Linked DNA regions of Homo sapiens: regions 1 and 3 are each linked to region 2. A link is a loop called in an ENCODE intact Hi-C map of the cell type or tissue named here. Cell type or tissue: ascending aorta. All regions are shown on one strand. Region 1 holds the start of LINC00670 (long intergenic non-protein coding RNA 670). Region 2 overlaps LINC00670 (long intergenic non-protein coding RNA 670). Region 3 overlaps LINC00670 (long intergenic non-protein coding RNA 670).

The links. A loop is a pair of places that touch in the nucleus more often than their neighbours do. Peaks named below come from ENCODE experiments on the same cell type or tissue, not always from the same donor. Only the 100,000 strongest peaks of a DNase experiment are listed, where the experiment ranks them.
Region 1: a loop joins it to region 2, with 6 times the contacts of the local background. A loop is called at or near these places in 12 of 110 quality-filtered maps.
Region 3: it touches region 2 in a loop (2.2-fold over the local background); 10 of 110 quality-filtered maps call a loop at or near these places.

Annotation. Positions count from the first base shown.
Region 1 is chr17:12,549,113-12,557,112 of GRCh38, forward strand. LINC00670 (long intergenic non-protein coding RNA 670) reads left to right here and starts at 856. Exons shown (of 4, transcript NR_034145.1): 1 at 856-965. In ascending aorta, no CTCF peak of the experiment used is centred here; DNase peaks (open chromatin) are centred at 509, 869, 4,439, 4,689 and 1 weaker place; H3K4me3 peaks cover 4,794 bases; H3K27ac peaks cover 7,918 bases.
Region 2 is chr17:12,623,012-12,631,011 of GRCh38, forward strand. The region is part of intron 3 of LINC00670 (long intergenic non-protein coding RNA 670); the gene reads left to right. Among named protein-coding and RNA genes, the nearest start is that of MYOCD, 39 kb to the right of the region's middle. RefSeq lists an enhancer at 7,456-8,000. In ascending aorta, no CTCF peak of the experiment used is centred here; DNase peaks (open chromatin) are centred at 4,380 and 5,317; H3K4me3 peaks cover 1,299 bases; H3K27ac peaks cover 6,944 bases.
Region 3 is chr17:12,562,604-12,570,603 of GRCh38, forward strand. The region is part of intron 1 of LINC00670 (long intergenic non-protein coding RNA 670); the gene reads left to right. Among named protein-coding and RNA genes, the nearest start is that of LINC00670, 17 kb to the left of the region's middle. In ascending aorta, no CTCF peak of the experiment used is centred here; no DNase peak of the experiment used is centred here; H3K4me3 peaks cover 2,703 bases; H3K27ac peaks cover 3,555 bases.

The DNA of each region.
Region 1 (8,000 bases), 74 kb before region 2:
TGTATGAGCAGTACCAGCAGCTCTGTGTTCCCCAAGGTATATGAAGAATAATGTCAGGACTGTGGAGAAAATGCAGGTAAAGAACCCACTTTTTTCTCCAGATGGTCCATGGAGAAGGGATTTAAGAAGTGGTCCTTAAACATGAAGGAGATTCAACTTCATTTTTCTTATTAGTCCCTTATTAAATCCTTCTCTGTTTGTGTTTGAAAAAACAGCTGTGTGTTGTGTGTTTGAAAAAACAGTCCTACTTTATTCCTGATGTCAATGTTAATGGTCTCCCCATCAAGTCCCAAAATGTTCTAAGATGGTTATTAAATTTTATGATCACCCTACTCTAGATGAGTCCCACCAAAAGTGTCACACTTGCTGTTATTGAAAGATCCTTCCTTTTTCAGGCTGAGAATCTCAAGCCTTTTTCCAACCCACAGGCCACGTTCTAATTGCTTTCTTCCTGGGAGTCTGATAAACAGTGTTCTCGATCTGATAGACAGCTAATACCCCGGGGGGACATTGCTCGGTAGCCTTGGACTTCTCAGCTTAATCGCCCTAGCTTTAATGCCACTTAAATCAGAATGTAAGCACTGAAAGAATTTCAGGAATCCAATGATATAAATTGTATTTTTAGAGCCGTGAATGACTTGAGCGAGTGAAACAGTGCAGTGGCTTAAGATAGTTCTCTTTAGTTTTCCCATGATTTATCACAAGCAAGTTCACAGCAGGTTAAAATAATTGAATGCGGTGATAGCATACATACTGGCATGATTTTATGAGCCGTCATTCATAACATATTTGTCCCAAAGCATAATTTCCATGATAGAACTCTGATTCACATGTAATTTTTTTGCAGCGACGACACAGTTGAAATAACTCCTTCGTGGAGGCTGGCTACATTTTCACAACGTCTGGTCCCAAGCTAGATCTTCGGGAAAAGGGATCAAGGAAATGACTATTCCTCCAAATAAAATGTAAGTATATCCTGATAAAATGTTCACTTTTTTGGAGAATAAAGAGAAATGTTCTTTCCGGGAGAATTGTGACTCGGAGGTTATGCCTTGCGATCTCTACCTATTTCTCACTACTTCTTTTATTTTTCTTTTTCCTTCATTGTTTATTTTCCACTTTTCTCCTAATGTACTTTTTCTTCTACTTATTAGCTGTGTCCCCTGGGCAAGTAATTTTTCCACTCTGTAATCAAATGCTATAATATGGGGATGATAAAAAATAACTCCACAGGTCATTGTGCAGAATAGAGATAATGAATGTGTGGGTACATATGTGCCCCAAAACTCAGCTGTGTAAGAAAAGCAACTTTCTTTTTATATTTTTATAACTCGACTTAGTTTCTATTTTGAATCCCTATTTGGCTTCATCGTGGAGATGTAATCTCAGTCAAAGCAAGATGCTCTCATCAAAACCTACATGACATCTACATGGATGTCAGATCCATGTAGCTTTCCACCTTCAGCCCTGCCTGGATGTTCCACCATTGCCCTGCCGGTTAGCCAGGCTGCAGGCAGGTGCTACACGCTAGGACTCCTTCCTGGGAACTCAACCATCACGTCAGGTTTCTTGGCTTCCCTGGATCTCCTTCTCAAATTTGAAAAGTCTTGTCTGGTCTGGAGAAAAAGTTTCCCAGCTTTTCATTTAATCTTCCAAATCTTTAGTTTATGACCAGAACCTGCCATTTGAGACTCAAAAGCTAAAAATATGACTCCTCTGTTATCTTTGTTTCACTGGTTTTCCCTTCCCTGAAGCTTTACAGAAGGCCTAGCTGCCTAATGGGGAGAAACACGGGAAATACCAAGGAAAACATATGGGCAAATATCTCCCAAGAATTTCCCACCACTTGTATGAAGCACCAAGAGGAAGGCCTGACATACAGTAGGAAGCCAGCAAAGGTGACTGCACCTTTATATGAAGGTTCCAAGTCTGGTTCCATGTTTCTGGGCTCTGTGTCCTTGGACAAGTTGTCTTTCTGTGCCTCAGTTTCCCCACCTGCAACATGGAGATGATAATAGTACTTACCTCACAAGGTAATATGTGTATAAAGTGTTCAATGAATTAGTTACACTATTATTGTTTTTTTTACCACTAGTACAAACTTCTGTCCTTGAAAGCCATTAGCTTAATACTATCGGCAACCATAATAGTGTTGATGCAGTTGACACATAGAGTGCATCCCACAGAGGAGAAGGTAAACATATCACAGGGAAAGAGGGAGCTACTGGTCCCAAGTATGAAACTGGGATGAGTTTCCTGGAAATGCATCCTTCTGGGTAAAATCTGGGTATAATGATGCTGAGTGGTGAGTTAAGAAGCAATCAGCCAACTTCAGTCAAGGCAGTTCTCAGGTGCTAGCAAGGAGAGGCAGATTCTTGAGGATCTAGAGTCTGAATCAGAAGATGGATCCAAGCTTGTAACCCAGGGGACAAAATGGAGTCAGAAGAAAGGGATGAGGAGCAAAGTTAGAGAAAGGCAGGCTAAGCCAATGTGAGAAATAGATCTGGTTGACGATGGCCAGCAGTTGTTGGAGAACAGAATACGCGTGGGGCCTCTCCTGAGATGTGAGGCCACTGAGGGGTTTTGCTGAGGGAGATACCACTTCTGTGAGCAAGGACAATGAGAGGAAACTGCGGGAGAGAGAATGGTCCACCAGTCCCAAGCTAAATAAACCTTTTTCTCTGGCCCATCCAGCTGATGAGCATGAGAATGAGAATGTGGGACCTCCACCCCTGCACCTGCCTACCCTCCAGTCCCAGAGCCAGTTTGGTCTATGTCTTTCTCAACCCACATTCTGCCAGGACAATTGAGCCCGAATGGGACAGTGGAAAGGGCATCGCATGGGAAGTCAGGAGACCTGAACTCCAGACCCAATCAATGACCAACTAGCCTGAGACTTTAGACATATTCCTTCACCTCTCTGAACCTTAGGGCCCTCAATGAGGAGGTAGGACCACATAAGAACAGAGCTAAATGGGCATAGTTAGCGGTATGGGAGCCAGAGGGCCAGTGATATGAATTCTGTCTTTGCCATTTACCAGATGTAGGTCAACTAATTTAATCTCTCTAAACTCCAGTGTCTTCATGTATAAAGATGGGGCTAATAGCACACCCCTCACCTGATTAATTGGAAGATGAAATTCAAGAGTGTCTGGGACATGTTTAGTAGTGTTGTGAAACACTATGCATACTCAATTGATTGTTGCCAATATCACTATCACGATTATCAGTGGAACCCAAGATCTCTATTAGGTCAGGGGCAACTAAGATAGTTGAGTGGGAGAATTCAAGACTGCAGACCCTGCTTCATTAGGAAGAGCAGAAGCGTTTTTCTCTGTTTTATTTATCTCTCTCTCTCTCTTTTTTAACAAAATTAAGTATTTCTCACTGAATAATAATAATAATGTTATAAATCACTGGACTAGGCCAAGGGTTGGCAAACTTTTTTTTTTTTGTAAAGGACCAACTAGCAAATATTTTCAGGTTTGCAGGCCACACGTGGTTGTCCACTGCATATTCTTCCGGTTTTATTAGAATTAGGGTTGAGTTAGGCTTAGATAGAGAATAACAGCATCTATTAGGGTAGAATAGTATTATGGTAACTATTATAACACAAAACCCTTACCTGTGTGTAACAGAAATCTCAGTGCCTAAACAATCAAAACGTATTTCTCACATCACAGTAAAGTGTGAGTAGGGGGTTAGGTTGTCTATGCCACATAATCTTTTGGGGATCTAAAAATCCTTCCTTCTAGTGGCTCTGGAAACCTCTGGATAGAAGGAAAAAAGAGATGGGCCCACATTCAAGAACATTTCAAAAATGTAAAAGCTATTCTTAGCTCAGGGTCTGTACAATCATGCCCCGTCAGCCGCTTTTGGCCTACGGGCCCTAGTTTGCCCACTCCCGGATCAGACCATCTCTCAGGTCCTTTCCAAAGATGAACCAAACTTCACTGTGAGCAATCTCTTTCTTTCTCCATCAAAGTAACCTGGCAGTGAACTCTATAACATCTCCCACTATCTTTCATGTGATAATATTTTTCATATTTACAACAGTTGTCATATTAAGTGTTTTTGTTACATTTTATGTGTAATGTTACACAGAGTTCCTTTGTGAACAGTTTTCGTAAAGGTGGTGTATTAATTTTCAAGGGCTGCTGTGAGGCAGTATCACTAATTGGGTGGCTTAAAACAGCAGAAATTAGCCGGGCACGGTGGCTCATGCCTGTAATCCGAGCACTTTGGGAGGCTGAGGCAGGCGGATCACGAGGTCAGGAGATCTAGACCATCCTGGCTAACACTGCGAAACCCCGTCTCTACTAAAAATACAAAAAATTAGCCGGGCGCAGTGGCGGGCGCCTGTAGTCCCAGCTACTCGGGAGGCTGAGGCAGGAGAATGGCGTGAACCTGGGAGGCGGAGCTTGCAGTGAGCCGAGATTGCGCCACTGCACTCCAGCCTGTGCCAGAGAGCAAGACTCGGTCTCAAAAAAAAGCAGAAATTTGTTTCTTCACAGTCTGGAGGCCAGAAGGCTGCATTCAGTGTTTGAAGGGTTGATTCTTTCTGAGGGAGAATCTGATCCATGCCTTCCTCCAGCTTCTGGGGATGACCAGGACTCCTTGATGCCCCTTGGCTTGCAGACACATCACTCGGGTCTCTGCCTCCATCTTCACACTGCATTCTCACTATGTCTCTGTCTTCACAAAGCCCCTTGGATTGGGGCCCACACTGATGATGTCATCTTAACTTGGTTAAATTTCCCAAGACCCTATTTCCAAATAAAGTCACATGCACAGGTACTGGGGCTTAGAACTTCTATCAGTCTCCTTGATGGACACGATTCGGCTTATAACAGGTGGTGAAAAGCATGGGGTTGCCTATTCATAACTAAGAACTGTTAAATATTAGAAATGGAAAGGACTGTTGGTTCCCCTGTGCTGCTGCAGGGATGAGTAAGATTGATGGCGTGTCCAAACAGCTTAAGTTTTACCCTTCACTGTAAATGGCAGAGAGAACAGTACTACTGCTGCTGCTACCTTGAAGAATGTAAAATTTGCCTTTTAAAAGTGTTTTTGTTTTATGGACATGGAACAATGAACTAGAAAATATGGCACATTCTGTACCCTTCTTCTGCTTTTAACTTATAAATGCTGTATTCAAAATACTGGAACCGTGTGGCTTGCGGTTACTAACAAAATTAAAAATAAAAGCAAAAAGCCCCTTCGCATCCATGTCACCCACTGAGGGAAATGCAGCTTGGTGCCCTGGAGAAGAAATGGACTTTCTGGTGAATTCTCACCCCTTTCTGCAGGGGTCAGGATTTGAAAATTACTACCAGCTGGTTGTAATTCCATCCTATTTTGAAACAGATGACTTAGACTGCTAAACCATCATGGGGCTAAGATTTATTTTCCCCTACTTGGACTAAGTCACAAAGACCCAATTTGCACAGTAGAGAAAAGGAAGAAAATATTTTTTTTTGGTGAGCTCACCTCACCTCTGCCAGTGGAAAACCTACCAATATCTCAGAATTTGCACGAGTGAATTGGGCCATGCCACGCCATCTCTGATATTCCAGAGCAGGAATTGTTTATCTTTTCCAAATTTTCACAGCACTTTCTGTCTCTGCACCTCTTCAGTGGCACTTATTGTGAGACTTATGTCCCTTCCTAAAGTGCAAACTCTCTGAAATCTTAGTAATTACTCAAGGTGGAGAGGAAGGACCCTGTGGACAGGGAGTGACTTGAAATGCTGGAAAGGAAAGAAGAAGCACAGGAGCGAATCCTTCAGGAACCAAGAAGGATGGAACAAGGTTCCAAACTGGAATAGTCTTCCCTGCATAGGAACACCAAGCAATTGGGAATTTCCTGTAAGCTTCACTGGAAGCCAGCTAAGCCTGTAAGGGCTTCTGTTGGAATTCAGCGTCAGGCATAGAACTCTAGTGAATGTGCCTGAAGAAAATCCTATCCAAAGTTTTTGGCATAAGCAAGTCACTTAACTTCTCTATGCCTCAGGGTTCTCATCTATGTGATAGGATTAATCATAGAATCTACCTCATAAAATTGTTGTGGGAATCAACTATCATAATCAATGAAAAGTACTGAGCACCTAGCCAGCCTGGCATACTGTTCCCCAACCTTCCCAAATTTATCCACTAGGAATTGTAATAGAGTAGATTTGAGTTGCAGCCTGGGAGTCCATGTGTTCAGCAAGCATAGTTAAGAAGTTCTTGTTTTCAGGCAAATTCGGGAAGCAATGCTGTAGCAATAGTAATAGCTCAATAAAGAGTAGTTATTTTTATTATGCTACCTTCATCATCATTAACTTATCATTATCATCATCATCACCACCACCACCACCAGGAATTGAAGATAATGTTAGGGAAAAGATTCAGCAACAATAACAGATTCTATAAGCATCATTGAATCAGTTATCTTGACTTTGGTCTGATACGAAGTTATTTTCACTGTTTGTAGAACCAGTAGACAGGTAACCAACTCCAACTCACTCCCGATTTGAATCTCAAGGCGATTATTTCCATTTTACTCTTATTTAGGTGAGGAGGGATCTTAACTTAGAACAAGAACTTGGGCCTTGCTCAATAAATTCAGTGGCTATAAATCTAATCCATGATTCATTTCCATTTTTACCCTGGGGATGAACACAGAGGAGTCTACGCAGTGCTAATTACCACGTTTTGACTGGGGCACCCCAAAGAAGGAAAGAATCACAGGACCACTCCTTAAAGGGACTGAAAAATCTCATTGTCCAGTACTTTCACGTAGGGGCTTCTGCCCCTTTTAACTACTGAAACTACCATGTATCCATTCTTAGACAGCCAGGGCAATGCTTTTTATAAACTCCTATCTGTATCTGATTGCTTTAATGGTTCTCAAAACTCCTTACGATCAGTTACACTTATTTTATTTTCTATTTTATGCGATGTTGTTTTCTTGTTTTTTTTTCCCCCAATCCTTACACCTGACTCCTACGAAGAAGAAACCAAATCGTGTTATTCATTGTACTTACTCCAGTGTCTAGCATAGACTTTCTTTCTAGTATCAGTGAAAAGATTCAATTGTATCCAACTATAAGGTGTCTTAATTTAAACTTCTTTATTTTGAGTGTACCTGCCTAAAGCACCTGACTGTTGTTTTTCTACTTCTTTACATATTTGTTGTTAAAATAATAACAACAGTAGATTGCTCTAAGGGGATGCTACATTAAGATGGCATCTAGTCCAAAGGGCCTTTAAATAATTGAATTTCCTTCATCTCAGGGGTGCCATCTTTTAAGGGGAAAAAATGAATAGGGAACAGTGGCGAGGAAAAACAAAGCAACTATTTTTAGCTTGTCCTCTGGCCCAAAATATTTATCTAGAGCTCCCAGAAGCTGGGCTGGATTATGTAAAATGCTTTACCTAGCCCCAGCTACCATATGTCTTACCACCAAAGCACAACCTAAGGTCTCAAAACTTGCTACTCCCGTTAAGTAAAAATTACATTCTGTAGTGCCAAAGAAAAAGCCCCCAGAAAGACAGAGAATAACAGTGTCTTTTACTTAGGATAGGGCGGCTCTATATCAAAGAGTTACAGCTAAGCAGGATTAAGGCTGATTTCTCACATCAAAATACGATGTATGAGTTGGTAGAAGAGGACTCTTCTCCATGCAGTGTTTCAGGGATCTATAATTCTTCTAGTGACTCCCCCATCTTTTAAGGTTCTGGAGGCCACCCATGAATGGAAGGAAAGATGTATCATGGAGCAATGCTGGGGTTGAGATAGTATAGATCACTTGAGACCACATTCAAGAATCCAGCCACAGGACAACCCTTTGTTATAAGAGAGGCACCTCGCTATGTGCACAGGAGAGAAAGAGAAGTGTCTTGGAGAACTCTTAGCCAGTCTCTGTTACAGACAGTGAGTACATGTGCCCCAAACCTATAGAGTAGCTGACCCAACCACGTACTCAAGGTTGTTGTAGAAAGTGTGGTGTCTGCAAA
Region 2 (8,000 bases):
CCTTGTGGGCTGGGGAGATGGTGTCTATCTGCTTATTCTAAGGATGGTACAAAATCTTTTTGGTATCTGGGACACAAAGTTCCTAAAATATGCACTACTTCTCCTTTATGTCGTTCGTTGGAGCAAAACATGAGATTCCTCTTTGTTATTAAAAAAATAAGTAAAAGGAGCTTAAGGCTCTGAGTCTGGACCCAGGATTATCCAGCTGTGTCCCTCCAGCTCTGTGATGTGCACCAGTAAAGAGAAACGACAAGAACACAACTTCTAGATAATGCCACCTTGCAGACCGATGCTACTTGCTGTCGCCTCACCCGTGCCCTGGAGAAGGGCTCACGGTGGCCATCTGCATTTAGCTAATCTCAGTGTTATTTTCTCTCGGCAGTTTTCTGGACAGCTGACACCTTCGACAGTGATATGAGAAGTAGGCTCCCAAACAGCGCTGTCCAGAGTCCACTCAGAGAAGTCGAGCAAATGGATGAAAGCGTCCTTATCGTCGCTTTTTCTTAGGCAAGTTAGACAGAGGTGTGTACGCTGCTGAATAATCTCAGTCAGGGACAGAAAGTCTAGAAGGGCCAAATGGCCAAGAGCTGAAAGGTGTCTCAAGTGGGCCTTCCCCTCCAGGGAGCAGGAAGGACACGGAGTATAGGGGAGAAGGTCAAGGGACAAATGCTCCCAACTCCGTGCATATGGAAGTCCCTGCCGTACCCACACTCTGACATCTGCATACAAAAAGCAAATGCCAAGTGTGTGCACAGTATGGTTGAAATAAATAAGAAAGATAGAAGGGTTTAAAATAACCAAAATAGATTTGGTTAGAGTGATTGGTTGAATTTTTTCTACTAAATTATCTTAATAATTTGCATTAGTTAGAAGTCATAAAGAAACAAAGTTTGGGCTTTTTAATTTAGGGTTAGCCCTGTTTAGTCTTTCAGCTCCTCTGATCCCTACAGAATCCCCAGTGGGCCTTGAGAAGGAAGAATCCAGAGGTGTTTTGCTCAGGCCTGACTCCAACACGTCTCCTGAATTAAAGCCCCATAAAGATAATATTCAGCCTTAAAAAAGAAAGAAAGAAATATTGCCATTTATGACAACATGGATGGATCTGAAGGACATTAGGCTGAGTGAAATAAGCAAGTCACAAAAAGACAAATAGCACATGATCTCACTTCTATATGGAATCTAAAAAAGTCAAATTCATAAAAGTTAGAGTTGTTACCAAGAGCTGGGAAGGCCAGAGTGGGAAGCTGTTGGTCGAAGGATATAAAATTTCAGTTAGGAAGAATAAGTTCAAGAGCTCTATTGTACAACACAGTGACTACAGTTAATAACAATGTATCGTATGCTTGAAAATCCCTGGGAGAATAGACTTTCAGTGTTCTCACCACAAAGAAATAGTAGGTAGCTGAGGCAATACGTATGTTAATGAGTTTCATTTAACCATTTCACAATGTATGCAGATTTCAAAACATCATGTATACACCATAATTATATGCCATTTGTATTTGTCAATTTTTTTTAAAGCCTGTGAGGTTGAGAATACTCCTGCTTGTTTACCAGGTAGCTCCACACTCAAAAAATATTTATTGAATGAATGGCCAACATCGTATTGTAAGTCACAGCCCAAACTACCAGCCAGGAGAACAAATGCATAGAAGAAGAACCGTGCGCTGCAGGGAGAAGCAGAGGGTTTTAGAAAATGAGCTCGCAACAAAAATTAGCCAGGAGTGGAGGCGGGCGCCTATAATCCCAGCTACTTGGGAGGCTGAAGCAGGAGAATCACTTGAACCCGGGAGGCGGAGGTTGCAGTGAGCCGAGATTGTGCCACTGCACTCGAGGCTGGGTGACAGAGCAACATCCTGTCTAAAAAAAAAGGAAAAGGAAGGGAAGGGAGGGGAGGGGAGGGGAGGGGGGGGGAAGGGGACGGGAGGAGGGGGGAGGGGAGGGGAGGGGAAGGGAAGGGAAGGGAAGGGAGCCCCTGAAGGCATTTCTGGAGTCAGCTGAGGAAGGAGGTTCCAGGCAGCTGCTTTGAAGTTTATCCAATGCCTATGGATTTTTAAGTCCAGGGACAAAAGGGACTGGGGACACAATAACACCTGCCCTCACAGGTTCAAGATGCTTTTAACTAGCATATGTGTTTGCCCTGCCATTCGGAAGCTAAAACAAGACAGGCAGTGGACCCAGCCCCATGCCCTCACTGACCATCCAGCAGTAAAGATGAGCACCTGGCACCCTGCATGGGGACACGCAGCTGACAGATACAGGGGGAGTGCCGAGCCACGCCTCCTTGCTGCCCTTGGGAGAGATCTGGGAGAGAGAAGAGAAGCAAATGATCTCTCTTGACCCTCCAGTCAGATAGTATCTTTCCATCCTCTGGCCTCCCATACTACCATCTAAAGTGTCATCAGGTAGAAGGCAGAGCAGATGTCCTTGGCCCTTCCAGAAGGAAGCATTCAGCTCAGTCTGACAAAGAACTCCCTTGCCGTCAGTGCTACACGCAGGATGGGCTGCTTCTCAAAGCCAGGTCCCTGTCCCAGCCTTAAGGACCATGTCTGCAATGTGACAGAGGAAAAATCTCCATTTGGAGGAGGCTTGAACCCGATGATCTACCTTTCTAATAACAGGGAGCTGGCATCTATGGCCAACACCAACTGGCCTGCCCCAGCAATGGACCTGGATACATCATACTCCACTCCAACCTCTGGACTCAAAAGCCTGCGAGTCCTTTGTCCCCTGGCTGTGGAACAGCCTATAATTTATCATGCAAACTTAGGACACTGTTTTTTGGGTTTTTTTTTTTTCTTTAATTTTTTTTTTGAGACAGAGTCTTGCTCTGTCACCCAGGGTGGAGCTCAGTGGCGCCATCTCCGCTCTCACTGCAACCTCTGCTTCCCAGGTTCAAGTGATTTTCCTGCCTCACCGTCTGGAGTAGCTGGGACTACAGGCGCACCCCACCACACTTGGCTAATTTTTGTATTTTTAGTAGAGATGAGGTTTTGCCATGTTGGCCAGGCTGGTCTCGAACTCCTGACCTCAAGTGATCCGCCCAACTCAGCCTCCCAAAGTGCTAGGATTACAGGCATGAGCCACTGCACCCGGCCTTAGGACACTTTTTCAAGTGAAAGACGACAGTAATAATAACAATAGCAGTAGCACAACAGGGCAGATAAGGAGGTATAGTCACCATGACTAGAGTGCACTCTTAGCAAAAATGCCCAGACTTATGGTGGGATCTATAATTCTAAACCACAACATTTATTTTATTCATATTTTTATTTTTAGAGACAGGGTCTTGTTCTGCTGCCTTGGCTGTAGTGCAATGGGACGATCACAGCTCACTGTAACCTTGAACTCTGAGCTCAAAAAATCCTCCTGCCTGGCCTCTTGAGTAGCTGAGACTACCGGCTTCAGCCACCGTGCTGGCTAATTTTTGGTAGAGATGGGGGTCTCACTATGTTGTCCAGGCTAGTCTTGAACTCCTGGCCTCAAGCGATCCTCCCACCTCAGCTTTCCAAAGTGTTGAGATTACAGGCACGAGCCACCGTGCTTGGCCTAAACCACATTTATTAACATGCTAAAAATCTGCCTGGTACCATTAAAGACTGAAGCCTTTCAATGAATATAGCAATAAATATAGCAAGGCACTATCACATAAAAACCTGTGGGCTGGGAATTCTGGTGGATATGGAATACTTAATGAGGGTGGGAGAATTACAGAGAAATGGAAGTCCTCTGGTTTGAAGAGCAGGAGAGAAGTACTGAGAAAGTGAGAGTGGTAGGGGACAAATCAAATTGTATTTCTTTTTTTTTTATTTGAAATGGAGTTTCGCTCTTGTTGCCTAGTCAGTGCAATGGCACCATCTCAGCTCACTGCAACCTCCGCTTCCTGGGTTCAAACGATTCTCCTGCCTCAGCCTCCCGATTAGCTAGGACTACAGGCACGCGCCACCACACCCAGCTAATTATGTATTTTTAGTAGAGACGGGGTTTCACCATGTTGGTCAGGCCAGTCTTGAACTCCCGACCTCAGGATATCTGCCCGCCTCAGCCTCCCAAAGTGCTGGGATTGCAGGCGTGAGCCACCGCGCCCGGCCTCAGAATTGTATTTCTGTAGATATTTTTAATCATCCTTAAAATAACACTAAGGAAAACTCAACTCTTCATAAACGTGATTGATTTTGGGGGGCGGTTTGCGGGATGTCTGGAATAGAATTGGGGGAGATAAAGCTCCTACTCTACTGTCGCCTCACGGCACCATCACCAAGCCACACCTCTGTGCTGGCACTGCCTGGATTTACTATGAGCCACCCATGTGACTAAGCACATTTCTAAACATCTGACGCTCAGAGTCCTCAGTCTGTAAAGCCAAGCACCCAGAGGCCTTTGCCACTAGCTTTCCGTGTAGCTTGGACCTTCTGTGACCTCACTCTCCTGTTGACCTACAGCAAAATAGCTGACGTCATGCCAAGCCTCGCAGACCTACCAGAGTGATTCATTTAATAATATTTGTAATCTTTGAAAGATGAGGTTGCTCCATAAAAGGGTTAGAAAATAACTGTGACTTTTGTAATGTGTTAACATGCATACCTAGGAGTCTCTCCTGTCCAAACACCATTATAACCGCCTGCTCTCTTACTTTCTTTCACTGGCTTCTTATTTTTTTTCCCCTCTGGGGCTCCTAAAGTCAGACTCACATTGGAATGGTTTGCAAACTCCCGTCTTTCCTGATTGGGTCCATCTGAATGGAGCCGTCACCAATGTCTTCACAAATGGCATTTCCATTAACATTTCTATTTCTGTCCATTCGGGGCACCTAAAGATTTCCCACCAAGATTTACATCAACTATTTTAAGAACGTGCTTTTAAAAAGCCAATGAGTTTGCTAAGTTTAAATCTGACTTTCTCAAGGGATGCTTAAAAGAAATATACAAAGTTTTTTTAAAAGAACCTTTGTAAGTTCAAAATAACATTCCAAAAGGAGTCACTAGGAAAACATTCAAGGGAAGAGAAAAAATTTTTTTTTGCATTTGTGGCAGACCTGGCTTTATCTTAATGTTCTATGTTTGTTTTTCGACGCAGAAAAGTCAAATAGCCATAAGAGTCACAAAATAATTGAAAGAAAAATGGCTTGGTGCTTCTCATGTCTAGAATATTTATAGCAGAGGGAGGAGCTAGGCTGTGTATATCCATTATTCAACAGGCCAGGTAAAGACAGAAGATTGGCCAACGGCAGCTCAAAGACAGAGCCCTGGGGATTCTCTTAGGTCTTATGGAAGCTGCATCAGAGCTATTGCTAAACTATGTCAACTGTAACTTTCCATTAGCCTGATGACCTGTGATCTACCAATGCCACAACATGACTGGAATGCTCAGACAGTTACCAAACAGGAAGATAAGCCATGGGTAATTATTTCAATAGAAACTTAGAGTTGAAGTGATTGTTCCTGTAAGAGTCTATTAATTAGAATTAGATTTTGCTGCTAAACTAAAAAACTCTCCTAATAGTGGCCTAATCATAAAAAGAGTCCAGAGGTAGGCAGCCTGTGGCTGGTGTGATGTCTGGTATGGTGACACCAAAGAGTCATCAGGGACCCAGGCTCTGAACTGTATCCTCTGCCAACTTGAGCATGTGGCTTCCATTCTCCAGGTTACTTCATGGTCTCAAATAGCTATTCTCTATCATGGCTATCTATCAGAACGGCACACTTCAAGTAGGAGGAAAGAGAGAAAGGAGGGAAAGTGTGGTCTCCTCTATTTTAAAGAGATTTCTAGAAGCCCCGCACAACACTTCCATTACAGCTCATTGGCCAGAGCTTGGTCACATAACAATTACCAGCCCAAAAAAGACGGGGAGCTGCTAATTTCCACAAGTACCCATCAGTCTCTTTCACAAATAGCAACTGTGCTTACTGAGTCTTTTCGTGTCTTTCAGAAGCACCCGCTTGCCTAAATCCATCACTTCATACTGGAAAAGCCTTTATGAACATTTGCTCACATTAGGTGTAAAAAATAATCCAGAAGTTTAAAGAGAATGCTGTTTTCCATGAACTGTAATAAATGATAAGTATTTAAACCTTAAAATGGGTTGGGTGTGGTGGCTCACGCTTGTAATCCCAGCACTTTGGGAAGCCAAGGCGGGTGGATCACCTGAAGTCAGGAGTTCAAGACCAGCCTGACAAATATGGTGAAACCCCATCTCTACTAAAAATACAAAAATTAGCTGGGCATGATGGTGGGCGCCTGTAGTCCCAGCTACTCAGGAGGCTGAGACAGGAGAATTGCTTGAACCTGGGAGGCGGAGGTTGCAGTGAGCAGAGATCACACCACCTTGCTCCAGCCTGAGCGACAGAGAGAGACTCTGTTAAAACAAAAACAAAAACAAAACAAAAAAACCTTAAAATGGTAGGTAAGAGTATCTTCCTGTGCTTTCTCCAGAAATAAATAAGAAAAAAAAAAGTCCATGTTATAAATCTAATAATGATATGTTGTCCTAAATTTACTTTTGCAGGAAAATAAGAAAACCATTAGTTTTCCAGAGAACCCACGCTTACCCTGACATGCTTACAGCATTCATCAGCAGAGATCCTAAGGTCTCCATAATTCTATATAGAAGAGTTCAAGGGGTAACAGTCTGGTTGGGAGGGCAGAAGTTAGGGGGAGTTCGAGGTAGTAAAATTCTTCTTGAAGTTGCATGTCTAAGGCAAGTATGGTACCCATGACATGTCCAAAATCTGTTAATTTCAAGAAATATTTCCCAAACTTAGTAATCGCCCCTCCCATGAGGAAGCAGCTTTGCCACAAAAGGTAGTCTTGTGCTGCCAGCTTTCCCCGTGATCCTATACGATAAATGTTTACAGAGAAGGTGCCACTAACAGAACGGAGCCGTATTCAGACACCATTCTATAAAGGGGCTGCTTTTTCCTGGCAGCGTGCAAGATTCCTGGCAGGTTCCAAGATCTTGACTGATAATGTGAAGTGGGTCTTCTGGCTTTAACTATTTCTTTTCATTTTAACACAAAATAAGGGTTTCTTTACACCAAAATATATAATAATCAAAATAAAGGGCTTATTTGAGAATAACTGTGTCCATTATTTATACACTATGGGAGGAACTATGTGCCAGGCACAAAGCTGTTAACTTAAACTATGATCTACCACAAACTACCAATAACACGGCACTGGTGTTATCTACCACAACGGCTTCAGTGGGCAGGTTGTTGATTCAGTTAACGGGAAGGTGTTTCCATTCTGGTCTTTTCTGCCTCCTCCTCTTAAGCCTAGAGCCATGCAACCTCATGCCTACAAACAGGTTTAGGAACCTCCTGAAATCGTGTGTTAAGTTCTGTGTATTTGTGTGTTTGCATTGGGAGCAGGATGCTCGTGAGATTCCCAGAGAGGTCTGTGATTCTTAAAATTGCTGCCGTAATATTGTATATTTCAGCTAATGCAGATCTCCTAAAGAGCAAACCTGAAGGTTGCCTCTTTTCTCCCTATCTGCCAGGGGACAAGGAGAGGTGTCCTGGGTAGAGAGAACACCTTGTCTACCTGGTAAACTCCTGCTTAGACTTATTATCCCAGCACCAAATCTGTCTTTTCTGTAAAGCTTTCTCCCTACTTGTCTATGAATTCTCTGAAGCTCAGATTGACATTCCAGATACAGACGAACGAACAGATAGAGCCTCTCCTTTTGGTTGCCAGTTTTGCATTATTCACGGATCTACTTCTCTTCTGAATAAGATTAGTCTTTTCCTTAATTTGGGGTAAATATTAATTGCAGCGCGTGAAGTTGTGGAATGTTTAGGCTTCAAAACAAACAATTCTAATTCATTGAACTTTGATCCATCTCTTTCTCTTTTGTCTTGCAGATTCCAGTGCTGCAACTATATTCAATAAATGGGCCTTGTTCAAATCCTGAGTACAAATACTGTCTTCTCTTTAACGGAGCTGTTTCATGCTTCTGCCTTTCTGTAGAAGGAAAACAACGTCCATTCTCAGGCTTATCT
Region 3 (8,000 bases), 60 kb before region 2:
TCCTGACAATTTTATCTCAACTTTTCTTCATGTAAGAATGTTTTACTTTCACCTTCATTTCTGAAGAAAATTTTTCTGGACCTAGACTTCTTAGTTGATAGTTCTTTTCTTTAACACTTAAAAATTTCCACTACCATTTGGCTTACATAGTTTCTAAAGAGAAATATATTCTTATTTGAATCTTTGTTCCTCTAGTTAGAAGTAGTATGCCATTTTTCTCTGGTTGCTTTCAAGATTTTTTCTTTGTTTTTAGTTTTCAGAAACTTGAGATACCCCTAAGTGCTCATTTCTTTAATTAATTCTGTTTGGGGTTCTCTACACTTATATCTCTAGGTTTATTTCTTTTTTTCCAAACTTGGGAAGTTTTCAGCCATTGCTTCTTCAGTTTTTTTTCCACGCCATACTCCTTCTCCTTCTAGGACTACAATGACATGAACATGAGATTTTCGTTATTGTCCCACAGGCCCTGAGAGTCTGTTCTATTTTTCCAATCTTTTTTTCTCTCTCTCACTCAGCTTAGATTGTGTTTATTGATTTAGCTCTATCTTTTTTTTCTAAGTAAAGGTATCCTTAGATTTCATGAGATGGTGATAAAAATCCCAATTGATAGACAGGCTGATTTTTAAAATTTATATGAAAAGGTGAAGGAACAGGAACTGGAATAACCAAACAGTATTGAAAAAAGAAAACTAAAGTTAAAGAAATTGTTTTTTCAATTTCAAAAATTTTGTTATAAATCTACAGTAATCAAGACAGTAGTATTAGAGAAAAGATAGATACAATGATCAATGCAATAGAATAAAAGTCTAGAAACAGATCCACGCAAATATGGACAAATGATTTTTCACAAAGATGTGAAGACAATTCAACAGAAAAAGGACAGTATTGTCAACAAATGGTGGTGAAACAATTTAGCATTCATATACAAGAAAATAAACGTCTAACTAAATCTCACACCTTATTCAAAAACTAACTGAAAATGTATCATAGATGTGAATGTTAAATGTAAAACTATAAAACTTTTAGAAGAAAACAGAAAAAAAATCTTCATGACTTTTGGTTAGATGAAGAGTTCTTAGATACAACACCAAAACCATAATCCCTAAAAGAAAAAAAATGATATACTGGAATTCATTAAAATTAAAATTTTGCTCTGAGACAGACACTAAGAGATGAATAGACAATCTACAGACTTGAAAAGAATGTTTTAAAATCACATACCTGACAAAGAACTTGTATCCCAACCGTATAAAGAACTCTCAAAATTCAGTAGTAAGAAAACATCTAACTGAAGCAAAACATGGGCAAAATATTTGAATAGACACCTCACCAAAGCGAGTGTACAGAAGGAAGAAATAAGCACATGGGAAGATATTCAACATCATTTGCCATTAGGACAATTCCCACTGGAAACCAGAGCATTTGGATTCAGATGCTTTACCACATTAGAATTTCACTTATGGAGGAAATCATTATTATCAACAGGTATTGAAATATTAAACTTGCGCCATCAGAAAAGTTGTTAACAGAGAGTAGAAACACAAATTCAAAATTGGTTACTCAAAGAGGGAAGAGAGGCTGGTGCTGGCAGCTTCTTTTACTCTGGAGAATAAAGCCCAGAAGGTCTGATTTGGACCCAAGCCAAAACACCTGAAAAACTAGGATTCGGCATCTAAGCAAGTGCACTAGTACTAGTCAAAGAGCTCTTCCAACAAAAATCAATTTTATTATAAAATTCTGTCACCTTCTAAAACCAAGTTCTCGGGAGATGTCTTCTAGGGTCTCACAGGATAGGTGACTTGAGCTACACATACATAGGAGCAAATAGATGCAGCTATCTGAAGGAGGCAACCAACTGACAAATGGAGACCCCTATAAACTCTGACACATCAATTGCATGGCTGAGAATCCAGGTATAGAAAGTTGGAAAAAAGAAAAAAGTAGACGCAAGAGAGCTTGTGATTTGTAAAGACATTTTTGAATACAGTCTCCATTTTCTCAGCTATCTTCCTCAAGAAAGTTAGAAGTTTTGGGCCGGGCGCAGTGGCTCACACGTGTAATCCCAGCACTTTGGGAGGCTGAGGCGGGCAGATCACGAGGTCAGGAGATCGAGACCATCCTGGCTAACACGGTGAAACCCCGTCCCTACTAAAAATACAGAAAGTTAGCCGGGCACGGTGGTGGGCACCTGTAGTCCCAGCTACTTGGGAGGCTGAGGCAGGAGAATGGTGTGAACCCGGGAGGTGGAGCCTGCAGTGAGCGGAGATCGAACCACTGCACTCCAGCCTGGGCAACAGAGCGAGAGTCTGTCTCAAAAAAAAAAAAAAAAAGTTAGTTTTGTACCTGTATAAACCTACCAGTGTAGGAATATGCATAGTCATAAACCCCTTAGAAAAATGATACAAATAATTACCTATCACAATATCTGGATTGCTATGTTTTTATACAATGCTATGTTTTATGCTAACTTTCAATAGTGTAGTAAAGAGTGAATTCTCAGGAATCAGGTAGCCTGGAATGGAATATCAACTCTATCACTTCCCAATAATGTGACCTTGACTTTTCTTGGGCAAGTGACTTGACTTTTCCTCAGTTTCCTCCACTGTAAAATGGCCATAATAATACTTACTACATGGTTTAATAGTTATAAAGCACTTGGAATAACTCCTAATAGGTGCTGGCTCAATAAACTACATCATCATCATCATCCTCATGTCATCCCAAGACAACCGTGCTTTTATATTTCCAATAGAGACTTTTATGTTGCCCTTAGCTGTGATTAACTCGCTACACAGGAACATGTCAGCTGAGTGGGAGGCAGAAATCACCTGCAGAAATAGTTCCCCTACCTTGTAACTTTTAGGAAGAGAGAGAAAAATTGCTTCACTTACTTAATTGTAGGATACCCTGAAAACCTTCCTACCAGGAAAAATGAAAGCCTTCCTTCTTTCCATCTTTCTTAAGTGTGCATGAAATTGATTCTATATGCTTATTAAATCTGAAAGAGAAATTTCATGATACAAGCACTTCCTGCAATTGAATGGTCTTTGAGAACTCATATTGACTATAATTCATCTGGAGAGTGGCCACACAGTTTGACAAGAAACCCCGGCCTGTCTGTGCAGGCTGCTGAAGTGTGTTTCTGCACCTGCCTCACACAAGACTGTCTGTTTCTTTTTTAAGGCAATTAAAATATTTGTAATACACATATTGAAGACACACACTGCACCTTTGGGTCTTGAGCTGTGTGGGGTGTGGGAGAATGAAAGAGCATCAGAGGGAAATTGTGTGTAGGGGAGAGCCCGGTCTTAATTAAGACACGGACATGAGAAAATATTTACTGAAGAATGTGGTGATGTGGAGGAGCTTGGTAGTCAGGAAAAGTATTGTTTTGTGTTTTTTATCCCCAAATGGTAGGGTGAAAAGGTTTTGGGGAGAGAGAGATGGGAGACTGGCTCAGGAGGGAGGAAGCACAGAGCAAGTGAAAAGAAGTCTACAGATGGCCAGAGGGTGTGGTGGGCATGGCTGGACTCAAGAGCCTAAGGGTTCCCCTGGATGGTGGGACATTCAGACTAGCTGTGGCCCTGGCATGGGGCAGAAGGGCCTCAGCTTACACAAGATGGATGGGCCTGGGGGGTGGGGCAGAAAATGCTTTTCTCTTACACCCAGGGACACAGACAAAAGTGGGAGTGAAGATATCTGATGTTCAAGATGGGAGTAAAGAAGCAGGGGCAAAACCTAAAAGCAGGAATCCTTGCTGGTCCTTTGCAGTGCCTAGATTGGGCTGTCGCCCGCATTTACTTGGAACTGTGTGTTGGTCTCCTGGCAGCTCTCTCCATCTGTCCTTGCTCCCTCCCTCTCACTACCCCCAGAGGGATCATTCTTGTGTGTGAGACAGATCACATTACAGAACCCCTCCACCCATCCTCGGTCCCTTTGGGCAGCGGCTCCTCTGTCATTCATGGGTGCTGAACCAGTTTCTATGCTCCATTCCTCAGGTGGCAGGTTTTTATACTTTTTATTTTCTGCACAGTTTCTGTAAATTTGGACCCTGAATCTATAATAACAAGTTGAACAGGGCTTTCAACTTCTTATAAGAGCTGTTTTTTTGTTGTTGTTTTTTTTTCCATCCAAGGCATCACATGGAAGGCGAGCCCTCTCTTCACTTTGCTGGACCAGTGAGCCACAGCCTTTATCTGGCAGGGCCCTCCTAGAGACTCCACACTTTATGGAGGGGTCTAGTTCTAGCTTCCTTGCCTTGGCAATGAATAAAGCTGTGCCTTCTTTCCCCAGCTCATGCTAGGATCCCAGGGTCCCGGCCCCTAAGCTCTGCATTCGGATCTGAGCTTTCCAGTTACTCTTACCATTTGGATATTAAATTTCTTCTTTTTTCTTTTGGCATCTAGTGATTTCCTTTATTTTTTATGAGTTCTTCTATGCATGTGAAATTTTTTTTATATTCTATGCATTATTTCTAATGCTTCTACTCAAGGAAGAACATTCATATCGGTAAGTCACCACAAGTTCCATGGTTCCCAGGCAGATTTTTCAGGATTGCATTTCTGACACTTCACTCCCTGTGTTTGTTTATGTGTCTGTCTCCCTTCAGAAGTTACTCTGAGGTTGACAGCATAGCTTATCTGGGTTTATATCCTGGTGCCTAATACACCACATGGAAGGTGCTAATTAAATCATGGGATGAATCAAAGAGAGAGAGAGGGATAGTTTAACATGTGTTAGGCTCAAAGTGGAACTTTTGTTGTTGCTGTTATTTTGTTTTTTGAGCCACACTATTGAAAGCTATTACTGTTTGTTTAATATGAGATAGAGTCAGATCAGTGAACACAGTTTTGAGAAACATACAACTGATACCTCATCATAGTACTTATTAAGGGTAGCGGTTTAAGAACTGCAGAAAGTCAAACATAAATCCTCTAAGAACCCCACTGTTTTAATTTGTGTTTGCAACTGAAGTCAGCCACACCTCCTTGGGCTGATCTTAAAATAATTCTTTACTCAAAAAGTCACAGTATCCTGGCACTTAACAATAACATAAGAGAGCCCCAGCCCGGAGCGACTGTTTGTTTTGATAGGAACAGAAACAACTCTTTTTTAATGAACATAAAGCTCTCGATAGGTTTGGGGGTTTTATTCAGCTGTTTTCTGAATCTCTCAAAGCTCGTCTTATGAAATTTTAGCAAGATCTGACCCGTCCCCTCCCTAGCCTGGATGCCTCCCTGAGGTTGCTGTTCACCACCACTGAGCTCAGACAGACAGACGGACAAACAGATGGGCCTTGCTGACCAGGGAGCTTCGATTTCCTCTCATTTGCTTTGGATCCCTGCAGCAAAAGTGTTCTGTCCCAGAGCCTTGTCTGTGTACCAGAAATGACACACAACTCTCAAAGACGTGGTGCTTGTCTGCCAGGACTTGAATTCAGAGGAGATAACACCAGCCAAGGCACAGCAGGGCCTGGAGACCCTTGCTCTGTCCACTGAAGTATGGCAGACATTTAATCCCTTCTTCCAATGCAAGAAGGAATAGGCAGGGGCGGGAAGGTAGAAGAGCAGGTGTCTGAAACCCCCAGAGGACCTCCGTGGTGAGTGGGTCCTGAACCAGCATGCCAGGTTGACACAAGGCCATGACCTCCACACTCAGTCCTCTCTGGGCAACTCTGAAATGCTTGTTTTTCACCAGAGAAGCCTAGCATGTCAGCTGGGCAGCCAGCGAAGAAAAGCCAGTGCCGTCTCTGGCAGGGAACTTGAAAAGGTACAACCAAAACCATCTCCTGGTGTCCAGCTGGATCAGATGCACCTGTGGAGATCTCGCTGCACTCCAGAGCCTGGTCTCTCCACAAAACCAGAAAGCAGAGAGAAAAGCAGAGAAAGGGAGTGGGTTCCTGTCTGGTAGATTTCCATAATGTGGTGTCTGACGATAAGTACACAGGGTGTGATGAAATAGCTCTACCCCGTATGTGTCAAGTGGTGTAAGCACAAATGCCTAAAACTCAGTTCTTCAGAGTTAAATCTGGAATTCAGCCAGAGTCTCTATGGAAGGTGGAGTCCCCCCGACTGCCACTTCAGGCCCCTCCGTGAAGCGATTCATCCTGGAGCAGTAAATAAGTGTCTCCTGCTCCCTGCCACAGGCCAACCAGGAGTGCTGGAGGGTAGAGCCCACTGCAGGAACCAGATCTCTGGCGAAACAGGAAGCACTGATTTACTCATTCGATGCTTGTGAATCAGGCACCTATGCTGGGGGAGGTACCCCCCTAGGCTCTGGAGAGGAGGTATGAGTGAAGGGGTACTGCTCAGGGAGCCCTGGGTGTCTCTGTCCATGCACCCTAAGCCGTTGGGCTTAGACTGTGAGGCTTATTTGCACACAAATTGCTGCTTTCCCGTGGGGTGCACAGCACAGCCACCTGTGGTGAAGAGCTCTCTCAACAGCAGCAGGGCAGGCGTGCTACCCATCTATAGGGGCCGACTCAGCAACAGGGCTCCCTCTACCCAGCATCCTCACTTCCAGATCCTCTGAGAGGCCCTGTGGTTGCTTGTCTAATTGACGGAGGACCACTAACCAGAGATGACAACACTCCAGAAGCAAAACAGAAATTCACTTGCACTGAGCCCATTCAAATATTGAGACACACGCAAATGCAAAAGTAAATGAGACCACATGTGAGCCAAACTCTGAGTACAATTAAGCTAAAAGCTAGAGATTAGGTTCTAATTCAGGCTTCACTGATTAAATATGAGAATACAGCAAGTCACAAGACCTCACTGGTCTCAGTTTCCTCATCTGTGAAATGCGGATAGGGAGAGGAGATGGAGGAAATAATTTCTGCCTAGGGTTGCTAGATAAAATACAGGAAACCCAGTTAAACTTGAATTTTAGATACATTTGAATTTTTTTGTTTTGTTTTGTTTTTGTTTTTGAGACGGGAGTCTCGCTCTTTTCGCCCAGGCTGGAGTGCAGTGGTGTAATCTCAGCTCACTGCAACCTCTGCCTCCTGGGTTCAAGCGATTCTCCTCCCTCAGCCTCCTGAGTAGCTGGGATTACAAGTGCCCACCACCATGCCCAGCTAATTTTTGTACTTTTAGTAGAGATGGAGTTTCGCCATGTTGGCCAGGCTGGTCTCGAACTCCTGACCTCAGTTGATCTGCCTGCCTCGGCCTCCCAAAGTGCTGGGATTACAGGCGTGAGCCACCACACCCGGCCGAATAATTTTTTAAGTATGCCTCATGCCATTTTTGTGCCATGCAGTATTTTTACTTGTGAAATCTGGTGGCCCTGTGCTGTCGACATTCACCTGCCACGAGGTAGACGATGTGGGCGTCATCTTTGTAAACTGTGATATAACATTGTCTGGTACTCTGGGCGAGTCTCTTCCATTTGCTTGCCAGCTCCTGGAGGCAGGGCTGTGTATTACCAAACTGTAACTCCATAGTTTCCACATAAGGTAAGTGAGCTAGGTATCATGATTAAATGACATTTAGGTATTCTTTTTGGCAGATCAGCTGATGGGAAAGGTGGCTAAAGAGGATATTGCAAAGAACCCACAGCAACTGCAGCCTGACTGTTGCTCTGGGCTGCTGTCTGCTGACAACAGAAGTGAATGGCAGAACCTGGGCACCACCACCCAACTGGGCGGAGAAGGAAGCCGTATAGCAGTGAAATTGAGTCTGAAAGGGGTCGGAGCAGAGAGAGGGAGAACATTCCTGGTAGTGAGTTAGTGGCTAAGTGACAATGTTACTACATCACGGATGCACATTTTCCCCAGATTATAAAAATAATTTATGCGCATTTGAAAACTGGAAAAAATGCAGAAAATATTAAGAAAATTGAATCCATAACCTTGCAACCCAGAGCTAACCACAATTAATATTTAATTCTATACTTATAGCATTTTTGTTAAGATACATACATATATCTTAAATATAGGTCTATGAATTCAGAAAATAAAGTCCATACTATACTTTTTTCTTTTTTTTCTTGAGACGGAG